Regions from separate parts of the Homo sapiens genome. Here region 2 is linked to region 1. Evidence: read pairs that join two places in POLR2A ChIA-PET (ENCODE). Cell type or tissue: OCI-LY7. All regions are shown on one strand. Links, peaks and the distances in the headings refer to the core of each region. The heading gives the core; the rest is flanking DNA.

Region 1 (8,386 bases), core at 1,975-5,974:
AGAGAGTTTTGCTCTTGTCGCCCCAGCTGGAGTGCAATGGCGGGATCTCGGCTCACTGCAACCTCCACCTCCTGGGTTCAAGCGATTCTCGAACCTGCCTCGGCCTCCCCAGTAGTTGGGATTACAGGTGCCAGCCACCATGCCCAGCTAATTTTTGTATTTTTAGTAGAGATAGGGTTTCACCCTGTTGACCAGGCTAGTCTCGAACTCCTGACCTTAGGTGATCCTCCTGCCTCGGCCTCCCAAAGTGCTGGGATTACATGTGTGAGCCACTGCACCCAGCCAACAATAAGCTCTTTTTAGAAGAAAACACTGTTTTTCATGCTTATCTTGACCACCTATCACATTATCTAGCACATAGTAGGTGCAAACTATTTACAGAATTTATGATTGACTTAGTAGATGTGTATTTAGGGAAAGGATATTCAGTCATCTAAGGCATGATGTACAGAATTAAGCTCCAGGTTTCAAAGGAAGCTCTTGTATGAGACATTTGGAAGCTCATAGACTATGTCTGTTGCATCTCCAGACCTCTCATTTTCAGGGCCAGCACAATATTTTTTTGTATGGTGAGGGCTTAATAAATATGGAAGAAAGACAAAGTCCCTGCCCTCAGAAAGGAGCCAGTAGACCAAGGAATATTTCTACAACCATGCCATTCCCACTCCCTTGCTTCCTCAGTTATCCCTAAGAAGTCCTAGGACTCCAATCACTTGTTCTTTCATCCATTTATTTAGCAAAGCTGTCGTAGGTCAAGCGCTATGTTCTGCTTTTTAATTGGAAACTTCTGGAAGGGCAAGACTGTGGTTAGTTTGAGTTGTGTGTATTACGCAAGCAGAGCATTCCATAGGAATAGACTCTTTTCCTCAAAGCATGTGACACCCAAGACCTTGGGGTCCCTGTGAGTTTTTCCTACCCCTGCCTGGCAGATTATTCCAGCTCGCCAGGCTTCCTCCACTCTCTGGAGTCCCGTTGTACTTGAGTCAGAACCAGACAGTTGGCATTAATTGCTCTCTAATTGTTTCAAGTGTGCTATTTTTATCTCCCCAGTACTCTGCACTCTCCTTGCAAAGGGGCCTGGTCTTTTGGTTTCACATTGCCATCGTGTTCCAGTGCTCAGTAAAAGCTTGCCGATTGATTTTTCTATGCACTGTAATTATTTCCAAGGCTGCCATGAGATAGAGGTTTCTGTTTGTTTGGTTGTTTTTTTTTGTTTGTTTGTTTTTTGTTTGTTTTTTTTTTGAGATAGGGTCTCACTCTGTCACACAGGCTGGAGTGAAGCAGCCTGATCATAGCTCACTGCAGTGACTTCCCGGGCTTCAAGGGATTCTCCTACCTCAGCCTCCCAAGGAGCTGGGGAGTCAAGGAGTGATTCTAGCTAATTTTAAAAATTTTTTATTGTAGAGACTGGGTCTTGCATGTTGCTCAGGCCAGTCTCAAACTCCTGGGCTCCAGGGATCCTCCCCTTGGCCTCCCAGAGTGCTGGGATTACAGGCATTCATCTCCTGGCCTGATGGAACTCTGTTGCTACTTCTACGCCTGCAATCCCCCTCCCCACTTTCAGAACTCACTGTTTTTTCTGTTGGTATCCAGCATGCTCTCATCTCAAAACTTCTCTGTTCTCTTTTCTCCAAAAGCAAATCTTATTTCTTGTACTGTCAATGCTCCTGAGCTTCTCTCTCTCGCTTTTTTTTTTTTTTTTTTTTTTTTTTTTTGCTAGTCCTCCTGCATAAGGGCTCTCTTGGCAAGAAATGTTATTCTTATCAACCGCTTCATGATCTATTTTTACATCTCCACGCAACTTATTAAATGCTTGTAGGACCTGCTGGGGTAAAGGAAGCCTTCACTTTGATTGAATTTCCCTGTTTTCAGCTTAATATTGAGGGAAAGACTGAGCTGAGGCAAGATCAACCAGGAAGAGAGAGACTTCTTTATGGAACGGTGAGCATAGAGTGCTCAGAAGTGAATGGTGAAGAAAGGGCCTGGGGAGGAATGCACCGGCCTGGCTCCCAGCTCCTTTCGACTTGGTCTCAGAGAAAAAGGCCATAAGATGGTAGAGACAGCTTAGAGGTTTGCTTAAGAAGTGCTTCTTAGAGTTCAGAGAGCTACCAAAGATTTTCTAAGAATTGCCATTATGCTTCTCCAGATGGTCTGAAATGACCCTGTTTACCCTGAAAGTTGACTGGATCAAAAGATCTGATAGATCTGGTGGGGCTGCTGAGATGGTTTTGTCCAACCTCCCCCAGGGTGTGATCTCTCAGGCTCTAAGTGAGCCATTCTGGTGACTGGGAGCCCACACATTCACAAGGCCCTATTATTATTAGGGAAAGCGTGGTGGTGGTGATAATTAATCTCCAAATCAATTCAGCCACATTTATTGGTTGCCTAGAATGGTGGGTAGCAGAGCATCGAGGTTGAGAGGCTTAGCTTTAAATTGGGTTTGAATCACAGCGGCAGCATTTCCGGACAGACTCCAGGCAGGTTACTCAAACTAAGTCTCAGTTTTTGCATAGATAAACGGATATAACTGTTCCCACTTCATGATGTTATGATGAGGATTATGTGAGACATAGGCAGCACTTAGCATAATGCCTGGTTCATGATAAGTGCTCAGCAACTGGTAACTCATAATAATATGATTATCCTGGGCGCATCCTCCTTCTTTACCAGGACCCCGTCCCAACGCTCAGCCCGCTCCTTTGAGGACCCCGGACAAAGTAATCTAGCAAACCCCCTTTCAAAGAGTGCCACCCTTTAGTTTTCCATTTCCCTCTCATCCCTTTCCATCCTTCTCCTCCATCCCTCATCAAAAAATACTCTCTTCAATCGCTTGAACCTGGGAGGCAGAGGTTGCTGTGAGCCGGGATCGTGCCAATGCACTCCAGCCTGGGTGAGAGAGTAAGACTCCGTCTCAAAAATAAATAAATAAATAAAAATAAAATACTCTCTTTCTTGAAGCTTCCCTTCCTAGACCAGGACTTCTACTTAATCTGGTGGAATATTCTTTGCCAGGCTGCCAGCCTGCCAGCTGAAGTGCTGCCATTCTCCTCTCTCCACCCAGATAATGTAATTATTTTAATGGGGGCTTTTTAGAAAAACATGTGATACTCTCAAACCCCACTGGGGATCTTGTGAATTTTTCCAGGGATTTAAAAAGGAGGGCACAGTGTGACCCCAGCCCTTGCAATCCTGTCTTGGTGCAGTAGAACTGACCTGGCCTTTTTTGTGGAGATAGGCCAACCCTGTCCAACAAAATACCCGCACCATAAGATATTTCCCCCTCTCTTGCCAATCCATATTGTGATCTGGGTCATTTGTCAGATCAGTTTGGTGACAGACAATGTAGTGCAGGTGTAAGAAGCAAATGATCTGAAGATAGAAATCCTGAGATTCAAATGATGCCTCCGTATTTTCTATTACATACCTTAGACGAGTTATTCAACCTTGCTAAGAGAGCTTTTGCTTCCTCATCTGCAATTCCGAGTGACATAAATGGTTTCTTATAGGGTTGCTGTGACGATTCAAAGAGATCATATAAGAAAAACACCCAGCACGGTGCCTGACACATAGTAATTGTTCCATAGACGGTGTGTTCATTGTACTAAAAGAGTGGTAGTCAGTGATGTTGCTCCCTTACTGGGACACACTTTGCTTTTTTGTCCCTGCCTTGTGAGTACCTGGTACTCTTTTTCGTACCCATCACTCAAAGCTCAGTTCATGCCAACTTAGTCTTGAACCTGAATTAATCTGCACACAGCCTCATCAAAGCACTTCAGGTTACTGTATCTTTATCAGCAAAGCTGGGCCCAGAAGCCCTTAAGAACCTGGCAAAGTTCCTTCTGGCTGGCTTGGCACAGCAGGAAAACAGCAGTGTCAACTGCCTATTTCCTGCAAAGGCGGCAGACTCTGCCTTTCACAGTGCACAGCAGACAGACACCACACACTCAGACAAGTTCCCAATTAACCACACACAATCAATGTCTCTCAAAAGTGCATACGTTATGCTCTGCCCAACTAATTAACTGCACTAAACATGCCAGGGTTAAAGGTAGGGCATGGGTTATCAAAAAGCGTTTGAGAACCAGACCAGGTTCAGGGCTGAAAAGACCCGAAAGTTCTGCTCTAGTTCACCACCAAGCTGAATGGGATCTTAATGCCGCTTTCTACAAGCAGGGGCGCTGCTGGAGACTCTCTACCTCTTGAGCTTGTTAGAACTTGGGCAATCGTAATGACCTATAGGAAAGTGCTCTGAGAGGTATAACAACTACACAAATGCACACTATGATTTCTCCTGGCCTTTGCTGTGGCTGTTGTTTTTCCTTCCTGTGGCAGGAAAAGTGGTCAATCTTAAGCAAACGTGATGTATGCATGGGCCTTCTAAGGTGTGACCTTTACACAAATAATCTCATGAGATCCTAATGACCTCCTGTACCCATGAGGAAAATAAACCTCCTGAGATGGGCCCCCAAGGGGGTCACACAGATGATGGCTGAGCCACAATTTGAATCCATGTTAATCTCACTTTAAAAATCTCAAGATTCATTCTCCTCCGTATCTCATGCAAAATATCATTCTTCTTGCATAGCCCCTTTCAGAGAGTGGCACCCTTTAGTTTCCCATTTCCCTCTCATCCCTCTCCATCCTTCTCCTCCATCCCTCATCTTGCCCTCATTAAAAAATACTCTCTTCAATGGCTTGAACCCAGGAGGCAGAGGTTGAAGTGAGCCGGGATCGTGCCAGTGCACTCCAGCCTGGGTGACAGAGTAAGGCTCCATCTCAAAAAAAAAAAAAACAAAAAACAACAACAACAAAAAACTCTCTTCCCTGAAGCTTCCCTTCCTAGACCAGTGACTTCTATTCAATCTGATGGAATATTCCTTGCCAGTCTGCCAGCTGAATGCTGCGATTCTCCTCTCCCTGCCAGGTAATATATTTATTTTAATGGGAGCTTTTTGGAAAAACATGTGATACTCTCGAACCCCACTGGGGATTATCCACTTGCTTCATCTCCACTGGGAGTTGCCCAGAGCAACCATGCTGATGTACATGAGGGTGCTCGCAAGAGTGACACCAGGAGGTTCCACTAGGTGACGTTTCTTCAAGGAGGTTACCGCAGAACAGGGTTAGAAGGTAGAGGGTACAGTAAGGAGTGGTTGGGAGATCCTGTGGGCAAAAACAGGATCAAATAAATTATCACGTGCAGTAGCTAGAGAACTAGCTTTACTTGGATACAACAGAGGAACCAGGGAAAACACAAGTCCCTTCTCTTGGAAAGCCTACACTCTCTCCCTTCCCGGTTCTCTATGCAAAGGCTTCCTGGTCAGAGAGGCAGCTGTTGGGGCTACGAGTCACAGGTGGCTACTAAGAGGTGATGTTTGATCTACCTCTAGGTTCCAGGCAGGGAAGGGGTGGTGGACAGGGCATGATCTGAGAGTTTTGTCATGGAATCACTTGCAAGAGGAGCTTGATGCCACATTATCACCCTCAGGAGTTATCTTCTAAGACAGCAGCAGAGATAATGACTAGGAGGTGCTGTGTCGCAGCACATGAAGTATGCCTGGCACCGAAGCTGCACCTCGCTTTGCATACACACACACACACACACACACACACACACACACACCCCTACAGAAATTGGGAGCAGGTGGACAGTGGTTCATTATTGCTAGACACCACAGAGAGAGACAAAAGTCCAGAAAAAATGATGCTACGCTTTATAAATTTAGCAAGACACCGGTGCCTCTGCTTCCTGTCTGCCTGCTGCAGCATTGCCCAAGCCCTCCTGGCCTCCTTTCTCACTCACACCTGCAGTCTGCAGTGAGGCCCTTCAAGAGATGCCTGCTCTGTGAGGTTATTTAAGTCAGGAAGCATTAATCTGAAGAAATGCTTTGAAGCAAAGACCTGGATGTTCAAGTCCTCCCACTTGCTGGAGCTGCTGTTACCTTTAAGATTTAATTAAAAGTGGTTCAAAAATCTCTATCCCCTCTGCAGCGGAAAAGGCGTCCTCCTGACAATATCACCGCAGTCTCTCAGTCCCTAGATCCTACCTGTGCTGAATTCTTTCTCTCTCTCCTGTTCCCTCCAGAATTTGCTCTCACCTTTCGTGAACGAATCACCCCCACTGGACACCCCCACATCTTGTCATCTCGTCACTCCCTAATTGCTGCCACCTCCAGGCTCTGTGTTAAGCAGACATTTCTGAAGGGACGGGCAACAGACAGAAGTAACATCATTCTGCTGCTCAGTAAACGACTTCAGACTGAATATTACGCATTCCAGTTTTTAAATTCCCCTTGAGTCATTTCTGCCACCAGAGGGGTTTTACTGACTTCCTTTCTGATTGGCTTAGTCACTAACTCCTCGCAATGCCTCTGGCCCTTTCCCCCCAACCTCTCTTCCATTCCTTGCTAGTCAGATTGCCCCATCCCCTAAAATTCCTATATCTTTTTAGGCAGAGAGATTTAACTACCTCTTATCCGTTGCCAGCCATGCCCTAAGGCTTAAGGGACATCTTTTCACAATTCAGCAAGGCGTTTTGCTAAACCTGTGCGGTTTAATACTTTAAATTTAATGAAAATTAAATACAATTTAAAATTCAATTCTCTGATCACCCTTGCCATATTTCACGTGCTCAATGGTCACCTATGGCTAGGGACCACTGTGCTGGATAGTGTAGACAGCAGAGTTCTACTGGACAGCTAAACCCAAATTCATTTCTTCCCTAAGGGACTGTCACTGGCTATTCACTGACACTTTTTCCTGCCTAATTCCTTAATGTGGATTGAGCCCTTACGCTGTGTAAGGCACTTTTCCCGCGTTGTCGCCCGGCAGCCGCCTAACAGTTCTCTAAAGCGGGCAGCGCTCTCCGCCTGGCTCAGGGGAGGAGCCCGAAGTCCGCAGCCGGAGCCGCGGTGGTGTCCCCTCCACCAAGCCAGAAGCCCGGGCCGTGACAGTGTATCACACAAGGCAAGTAGCAAGGAGGGAATGGCTTCGTCAACCACGTGTCATGTGATCGTTCCATTAAACTTGAGGAGGGGTTTTCTTAGTCGCAACGGTTCAGTCCCCAAAGTAAGGTCACTGTAAAGGAAGCTCAAAGACTTTTTTTCCAGAGGATGGAATGCACGCTTTGCTGGGATGGATGCCGCCGCTTCCGGCGGCTGGTAAGGCCCAAAGGCGTGTGGAGGGAGAGGGCTCCTTTGAGGGCAACCAGCAGTAAAAGGAGGCAGGCGGCGAAAGTGCTCCGAATTCCTCCCACGCCGCTCCTGCTCTCCGCTCTGCAGCGCAGCCAGCCAGGCCGCCGCCGCCCCTGCTGCCTGGGAGAGCCGGCGCTTGGGCAGGTGGGGACGCCCCTGACCCGCTTCCCTCGGCGCCCGGGGGGCGGCCGGGTTGGGCGACCGCGCCACCTGCTGGCCTCTTCCCGTGCTGCCGCCTGCCCCTGGGCGCCTCCGTCCCTGCCCGCTGCGCCACAGCACACCGGGAAGTCGTTAGATGCAGGTTCTTGGGCCTCACCCCAGGCTTCCTGAACCAAAAACTCTCTAGGTGGGTCTTGGCAGTCGAGTCTGAACAAGACCCTCGGGTGATCCTGATGCACGCTAAAGCTTGGACATCAATGATGTGGAAATCACCCAACTCCACCATTTATTCATTAAGTCAAGTTTTTCTTTTGTTTTGTTTTGTTCAGAAAGAATCAGATAGGAGCAATCAGGGTGTTGCAAGTCCTGATTACACAGAGACATTAGTCACATTTCATGCATCTCCAGTCATCATGTTCTATCTGCCCTCCAAACGGAGGAACAGGGAAGGGTTATCCCACCTGACAGTTCATTAAGTCAAGTATTAATGAGCATCTTCCAAACAATATGGAAATAAAGGAAGCAAAACAGACATGATCCCTCCCCCCTCCCTCCCCAACACACACATAGTTAGAATGTAGAATGGCTTACGTTATCGTCACATTTCTGTGCAATAGGAAAGGGAAGCATTACAATTACCCTTATTTTACAGACAGGAAGCTAGCCTGGAATCACACATGTGGTAAACAACTAGGTCAAGTTCAAAGCTTAGGGATTTTTGTTTGTTTGTTTTTAAGACTGACAGGAGCACCAATCTCAGGTCATCTGCATGTCAAATCAATCAATCAATGTCAAACCAGGTTAATCTTCATGTCAAAGGCTGAACTTATTTACCAAACTACACACCACCAACTTTTCTAGATTGACTTGTGGTTTTAGAGTGAAGAAGAAGGGAGAGGAGAAATCTCTCCAAATCAAGACAACTCCCTCTCCCTCATATCAGACTGAAACTTCTTATACTGCCTTAAAATTGCTGGCATCATTCCTGAAAGCTAGCATTTAGGCTTCCTTTCCAATTATTATCCTACTGTAAC
Region 2 (6,192 bases), core at 1-4,000, 230 kb before region 1:
GAAAATGTTATGCTAAGTGAAAGAAACCAGAAACAAAAGTCCATATAATTCCATTCATATTAAAGTCCAGAACTGGGCGCGGTGGCTCACACCTGTAATCCCGGCACTTTAGGAGGCTGAGGTGGGTGGATCACCTGAGGAAAGATCAGGAGTTCAAGACCAGCCTGACCAACATGGTGAAACCCTGTCTCTACTAAAAATAAAAAAAACAATTAGTCAGGTGTGGTGATGCGTGCCTGTAGTCCCAGCTACTCAGGAGGTTAAGGTGGGAGGATCGCTTGAACCCGGGAAGCAGAGGTTGCAGTGAGCCCAGATTGAGCCACTGCACTCTAACCTGGCGACAGAGTGAGACTCTGTCTCAAAAAAAAATAAAATAAAATAAAATAAAGTCCAGAATAGGGAAATCTACAGAAATAGAAAGTGGTTGCCTAGAGCTGGGCCGAGGGGTGAGGGTGAGTAAGGGACTGCTAGCTAAATGGTGTGGGGATTCTTTTTGAGGTGTTGAGATGTAAAGTTGACTGTGGTAATAGCTGCAAATTAAAGGCCTTTGAATTGTACATCTTAAATGAGTGAATTGTACAGTACATGATTATATCAAAATGAAGCTGTTTTCAAAAGGGGAAATCAGTCAGGTGGCTGTTCCACCATGCCAAGCAAGACACTAGAAGGTGATAAATTAGGAAGGTGGCAAGAGTCTAAGGAAACAGAGTAGTATAAGTCAGGGAGACACTGCAAAGACAGAACCACATGGAGAGTGAGGAAGAACAATGAAAAAATGCTGCAAAAGCTCCCAGTATAAATGACTGGGAGAGGAGGATGTGAAGAGGAGGTTGGATGGGAGATAGTTATAAATATGTTTTTCATGCAGCAAATGCATGAAGCTTAGCCCGTCCCAAGAAGAATAGAAAGAGGGAGACAGGTGCTCATTCGTAGTTCATATTCCTTTTCCTGGCAAGGATGTGGCTAAGGGTACCTTGTGACTAATGATGACAACTATGAATTATATTATAGCACTAGTGATCAGCATAAAAACTGTCCTAACTTATGCCTAGAAACACACTTAGGAGAATTTAGCCACAGAAAGCAGTTAAGACTGCAACAAGCGAGAAAAACCAGTTCTATAGCTGCACACACAATACTCTTCAGTATTTAACAGCACTAAGTACTTACTGCACCAAGTACAGATTTTTGTAAAAAGGAGAACTATCATTGCTGCTATGAACATACTGGCTTATACAAGGAAAGCTCAATCGCTAAATGGTAATGGTTGGCTCCTATTACTCATAGGCCCCACAAGGTACAAATGTGTTTTGCTTGTTTATATCAAAGAAAGCAAGAACGTGAAGTAGAAACTCTTGGCTAATGAAATCAGGGGGTTAACAGAAACCATTTGAACATGCCAGAGTTAACAGATGCAAGATAAACGCATAAAAAGGTACATTTCAGATCGAGAAGAAGCCTGAGGAAAATAATGTGCAACCAGCACAGCAGATCACCTTCAAAAGCTCAATGGTCAGTTCCCAAAATTTGCATCCTCAGGTTTGTGAAGTTAAGCCTCTAGAAAACAAAGGAGCTTTGCATGTCATTGTCATAATGTCCCTGGATGTAAACTATGACCTTTCAATAAGAAAAGACAGTTGAGGTCACTTCAGGGAAGCAATTATGAAACAAAGAATCTCCCAGTCTCAGGAGAAAGGGCCCAAAAAGAGGTCTGAACTGAAAGATAAATCTATTTGCACTACAGTAGAAGAGGCATCTCAGTTTTCCAGTGGAATTTTCCTATAAGACCCTACCTGAAAGGGAGGTCCAGCTCTGGCTACCCCCATGACAGCAGGCACTCTGCTAGAGCAACAACCAGTACTGACTCATCCTTTTATGCTTGCCACCTAGCCCAGTAGATACTCAAGAAATGTCAGTTTAGTAAACAAACAATTAATTCAAGACGGGGCAGAAAGAATCCAGTGGAAACTCAGGAAGAATATTAAAGGTCTTGTACACTAAAGATCCTTAGCATGAAGCCCCCGAAGGTCTGAGAGACCAATCTACTGCTCTAATCCTGCCCATCATCTTAGAGATGAGGTCATTGGTGACTTGCCCAAAGTCACACTTCCAGTAAATGTAGAACAAGTTCCAGCCTCCAGTGCAGTGGTCAAGTGACCATAACCTTGTGGGACAGGAGTTGGAAGAGCTCCAGCAATGAGACCAAAACACATGACTGGGGAGGCTGTTCACTTGAAAGGAAGGGTCAAACTGACTGATAGTGACCTTGTGTCCTGAGAAAGGCACTACTAGAAAAATAATAATGATCAGAACTCGCTGGCCCCACCTAAGGCATGAAAAACAGTAGTAAATTTTAAGTGCAGGAAAGGCAAGGACTGTAGCCATGTTTTCTGTATATAGTGCTAAATATAAAACAAAAAAAATATAGGGGCAGCTAACTTTTATAACGTGCCAGGCCCCATCCCAAGAGCATCAACACGAATTATTTCATTGAATCCTGACAGTCTTCACAACAGCCCTCTGGGGTAGATGTCATTAACCCGATTTTATTTTATTTTATTTTTCATTTATTTACATATTTTTTGAGATAAGGTCTTGCTCTGTCACCCAGGCTGGAGTCCAGTGGTTAGATCTCGGCTCACTGCAACCTCTACCTCTGGGGTTGAAGCTATTCTCATGCCTCAACCTCCCAAGTAGCTTGGATTACAGGCATGCACCACCACACCCAGCTAATTTTCACGTTTTTGGTAGAGATGGGGTTTCACCATGTTGGCCAGGCTGGTCTTAAACTCCTGGCCTCAAGTGATCCACCTGCCCCAGCCTCCCAAAGTGCTGAGATTACAGGTGTGAGTCACCACGCCTGGACAACCACATTTTACAGATGAGAGAATCAAGGCTTGGGGACAGTAAGTGACTTCTCCATAGTCACACCAGTAGTGAGCAGCAGAACCATGTGCATCTGTCCCCAGAGGCCCGCCACATAGCTGAAGGGAGGGTATTCTGTGTTCTGGGCAGCCATTTATCCCCACACTGCAACAACGAGGCACCTGCTGAGAAGCATAGCCTGCCACCTCCAAGTGGGAGACTCTGAAACCCAGACTCAGGAACCTACTCAGTGCTCATTTCCCAAGATTTCCATTCTCTGGGGCTTGTCCTCCCAGCCTTTGCATATTGCCATAGATTTTTAAAAGAGAAAAAAAAAGGCCTCACACGTATAGGCAATGTTCTAATGCTTAACTGAACGGTGAACAGACAATGTTCATCTTTACACTGTATGGATACATTATATACATTTTTGTGTATGCATGATATATTTCACAATTTTTTTGTAATCACTCCTAACCCAGCCCTGAAGTGACAGCCACCAGATCAGCTGTGACATCCACCATGGCTCACTATGAGGGAAGGTAGACTGGGGAAACTATCTTCTACTGCATCACCTACTGATAAAGAGCACACCACCATCCAAAAAGGATGATTCACCCCCTCAGCAAACCTTCTCTCAATTGTGAAATATAAAGCTACCGATTCCTACCAGCTCAACATTTCACTCATCAAGGAGTGTGGAGGTCGAGAGCACAGGCTTTAGAGCATCACCTCTTCAGTTTTATCCCAGTTCTGCCATTTATTATATGGTCTTGGGCTAGTTATTTAAGACCTGTTTGAGACTCTGTTTCCTAACATATAAAATGGGGGAAAAAAAAAAAACATCTTTCCTGTAGGGTTGTATTAAGGTTGTATGAGATTTTTTTTTTTTTAAATGGAAAGCTCACAGAAGCATCATGATTGTAATTTCTAAAGCTCTTCCCACACTAAGAACGTGTGTACTCCAGTTCTCAGCCCCAAGCGTCCTGCCCACTGAATTGGAAAGTGCATCTCCATGCTCTTTGGTTGTCCTGAGCCTGAGGGCTTTTCCCACTGAGTCTAGCCAGCCCAGGCCTCTGCCTCACTTTTGAGGTTGTCTGTAGGTGAGCCCTGTTTTGCCACTTAAACGTCTACCCTTGCATGGCCACATATCCCTGTCCTGACCAGGCTGCTCAGCTCCCTCCCTTCCCAAGGCCCTCAGTCTGATTTCTGTGGCCCAGTCTTGCTTCTCCTTTGCCTGAGACCCCCTCATTATTTTTTTTTTTCTTTGAGATGGAGTTTCGCTCTTGCTGCCTAAGCTGGAGTGCAATGGCACAATTTTGGCTCACTGCAACCTCCACCTCTGGGTTCAAGCAATTCTCCTGCCTCAGCCTCCAGAGTAGCTGGGATTACAGGCGCCTGCCACCATGCCCAGCTAATTTTTTTTTATTTTTAGTAGAGACAGAGTTTCACCATGTTGGCCAGCCTGGTCTCAAACTCCTGACCTCATGTGATCCACCCGCCTCGGCCTCCCAAAGTGCTGGGATTACAAGCATGAGCCACTGCGCCAGGCCTGCTCGTCTCTCTTGAAATCTCAGTGGACTCCATTCTCCAAGGATCAACCCACATCCCATCTCCTTCATTCAGCCCTTCTCAATTTCTTTTGCCCATTACTACCTCTCCATCTCTGTTCTTGCACATCTTTGGCAATTGTACAAGTGACCCCTGAACAACATGGATTTGAACTGTGCAAGTCCAAATACGTGCAAATCTTCTTTCACCTCTGTCGCCTCTGAGACAGCAAGACCAACCCCTCCTCTTTCTCCTTCTCAGCCTACTCAATGTGAACACAATAAGGATGAAGGCCTTTATGACAATCTGCTTCCACTTAATGAGTAGTAAATATATTCTCTTATGACTTTCTTAACATTTTCTTTTCTCTACTTACTTTATTGCAAGAATACAGTATATAATGCATAATACCAAAAATGTGTTAATTGACTGTGTTATCAGTAAGGCTTCTGGTCAACAGTAGGCAATTAGTAGTTAAGATGTTGTGAAGTCAAAAGCTACACACAGATTTGACTGCATGGGCGTTGGTGCCCCTAAGCACCAAGTTGGTCAAGGGTCATCTGTAATTCAAACCATTAAATGCTGTCTTCATAAATTACTATTCCTCAAACTTTTCGTATTAGTCTCATGTCTTCTCATAGACAAAGACCTGTCTTCCAGTTGCTTTGTAATTGTGGTAGTTAAGAGCATGGACTCTAAAGTCAGACTACCAGCTCAAACACTTTTGAGCTGTGTGACCTTGCTTGGAGTACTTGGCTCCTCTGTGCTTTAGTTTATTCACTTGTAAAATCTGAATAATCTGTACCTAGATTTAAAAAAATTGCTATGAGTTTATAAGATTTAAAACATAGGCTGAGGCCAGGCACAGTGGCTCACGCCAGTAAACCCAGCACTCCAGGAGGCTCAGGCGGGTGGATTATTTGAGGTCAGGAGTTCAAGACCAGCCTGGTCAACATGGTGAAATCTTGTCTCTATTAAAAATACAAAAATTAACCTGGCATGGTAGCTGGCGCCTGTAATCCCAGCTACTCAGGAGGCTGAGATGGGAGAATCACTTGAACCCAGGAGGCAGAGGTTACAGTGAGCTGAGATTGCCCCATTGCACTCTAGCCTAGGTGACAGAGCCAGACTCTGTCTTAAAAAAATAAAATAAAATAAAAATAAATAAATAAATAAAATATAGAGTGAATTAAATGTTAGACATATTATTAGTATCCTTATCATCACATTACCATTACAGTACCTAGAACAGGACTGCTAGCTAAGTTTCTGCAAACACAAACCAAAGAATAGCACTAAGAATTAATAAACAGGCCAGGCGCGGTGGCTCACGCCTGTAATCCCAGCACTTTGGGAGGCTGAGGCGGGCAGATCACCTGAGTTCGGGAGTTTGAGACCAGACTGACCAACACACAGAAACCCTGTCTCTACTAAAAAAATACAAATTTAGCCAGGCCTGGTGGTGCATGCCTGTAATCCCAGCTACTCGGGAGGCTGAGGCAGGAGAATCGCTTGAACCAGGGAGGCGGAAGTTGTGATAAGCCGAGATCGCACCATTGCACTTCAGCCTGGGCAACAAGAACAAAACTTGTTTTTATCCAGTAAAAACATATTTTGTTGCACTTGAGAAGTATCTCTATTTGCTTAAACTAGAGGCAGCAAACTTTGAGTAAAGGGCTCGATAATAAATGTTTTAGATCAGCCAGTCATAGACCTGTTGCAACTACTCAATTCTGCTGTTGTAGCATGAACGTGATCATTGGTAACATATAAACA

Evidence for each region. ChIA-PET counts read pairs that join two places held together with the same protein. Peaks named below come from ENCODE experiments on the same cell type or tissue, not always from the same donor. Only the 100,000 strongest peaks of a DNase experiment are listed, where the experiment ranks them.
Region 2: POLR2A ChIA-PET joins it to region 1 with 8 read pairs; 3 of 35 experiments call an interaction of 5 or more read pairs at or near these places.

Annotation. Positions count from the first base shown.
Region 1 is chr11:123,300,824-123,309,209 of GRCh38, reverse strand. It overlaps LOC124900305 (U8 small nucleolar RNA), which reads right to left and starts at 7,820; the gene lies at 7,687-7,820. RefSeq lists a silencer at 7,154-7,513. In OCI-LY7, for the core only: CTCF peaks have their summits at 3,959, 4,163 and 5,096; DNase peaks (open chromatin) are centred at 4,179, 5,069 and 5,719; H3K4me3 peaks cover 1,288 bases; H3K27ac peaks cover 2,830 bases.
Region 2 is chr11:123,532,807-123,538,998 of GRCh38, reverse strand. All of the region lies in intron 2 of GRAMD1B (GRAM domain containing 1B), which reads right to left. Among named protein-coding and RNA genes, the nearest start is that of GRAMD1B, 110 kb to the right of the region's middle. RefSeq lists an enhancer at 1,216-1,790. In OCI-LY7, for the core only: no CTCF peak of the experiment used is centred there; no DNase peak of the experiment used is centred there.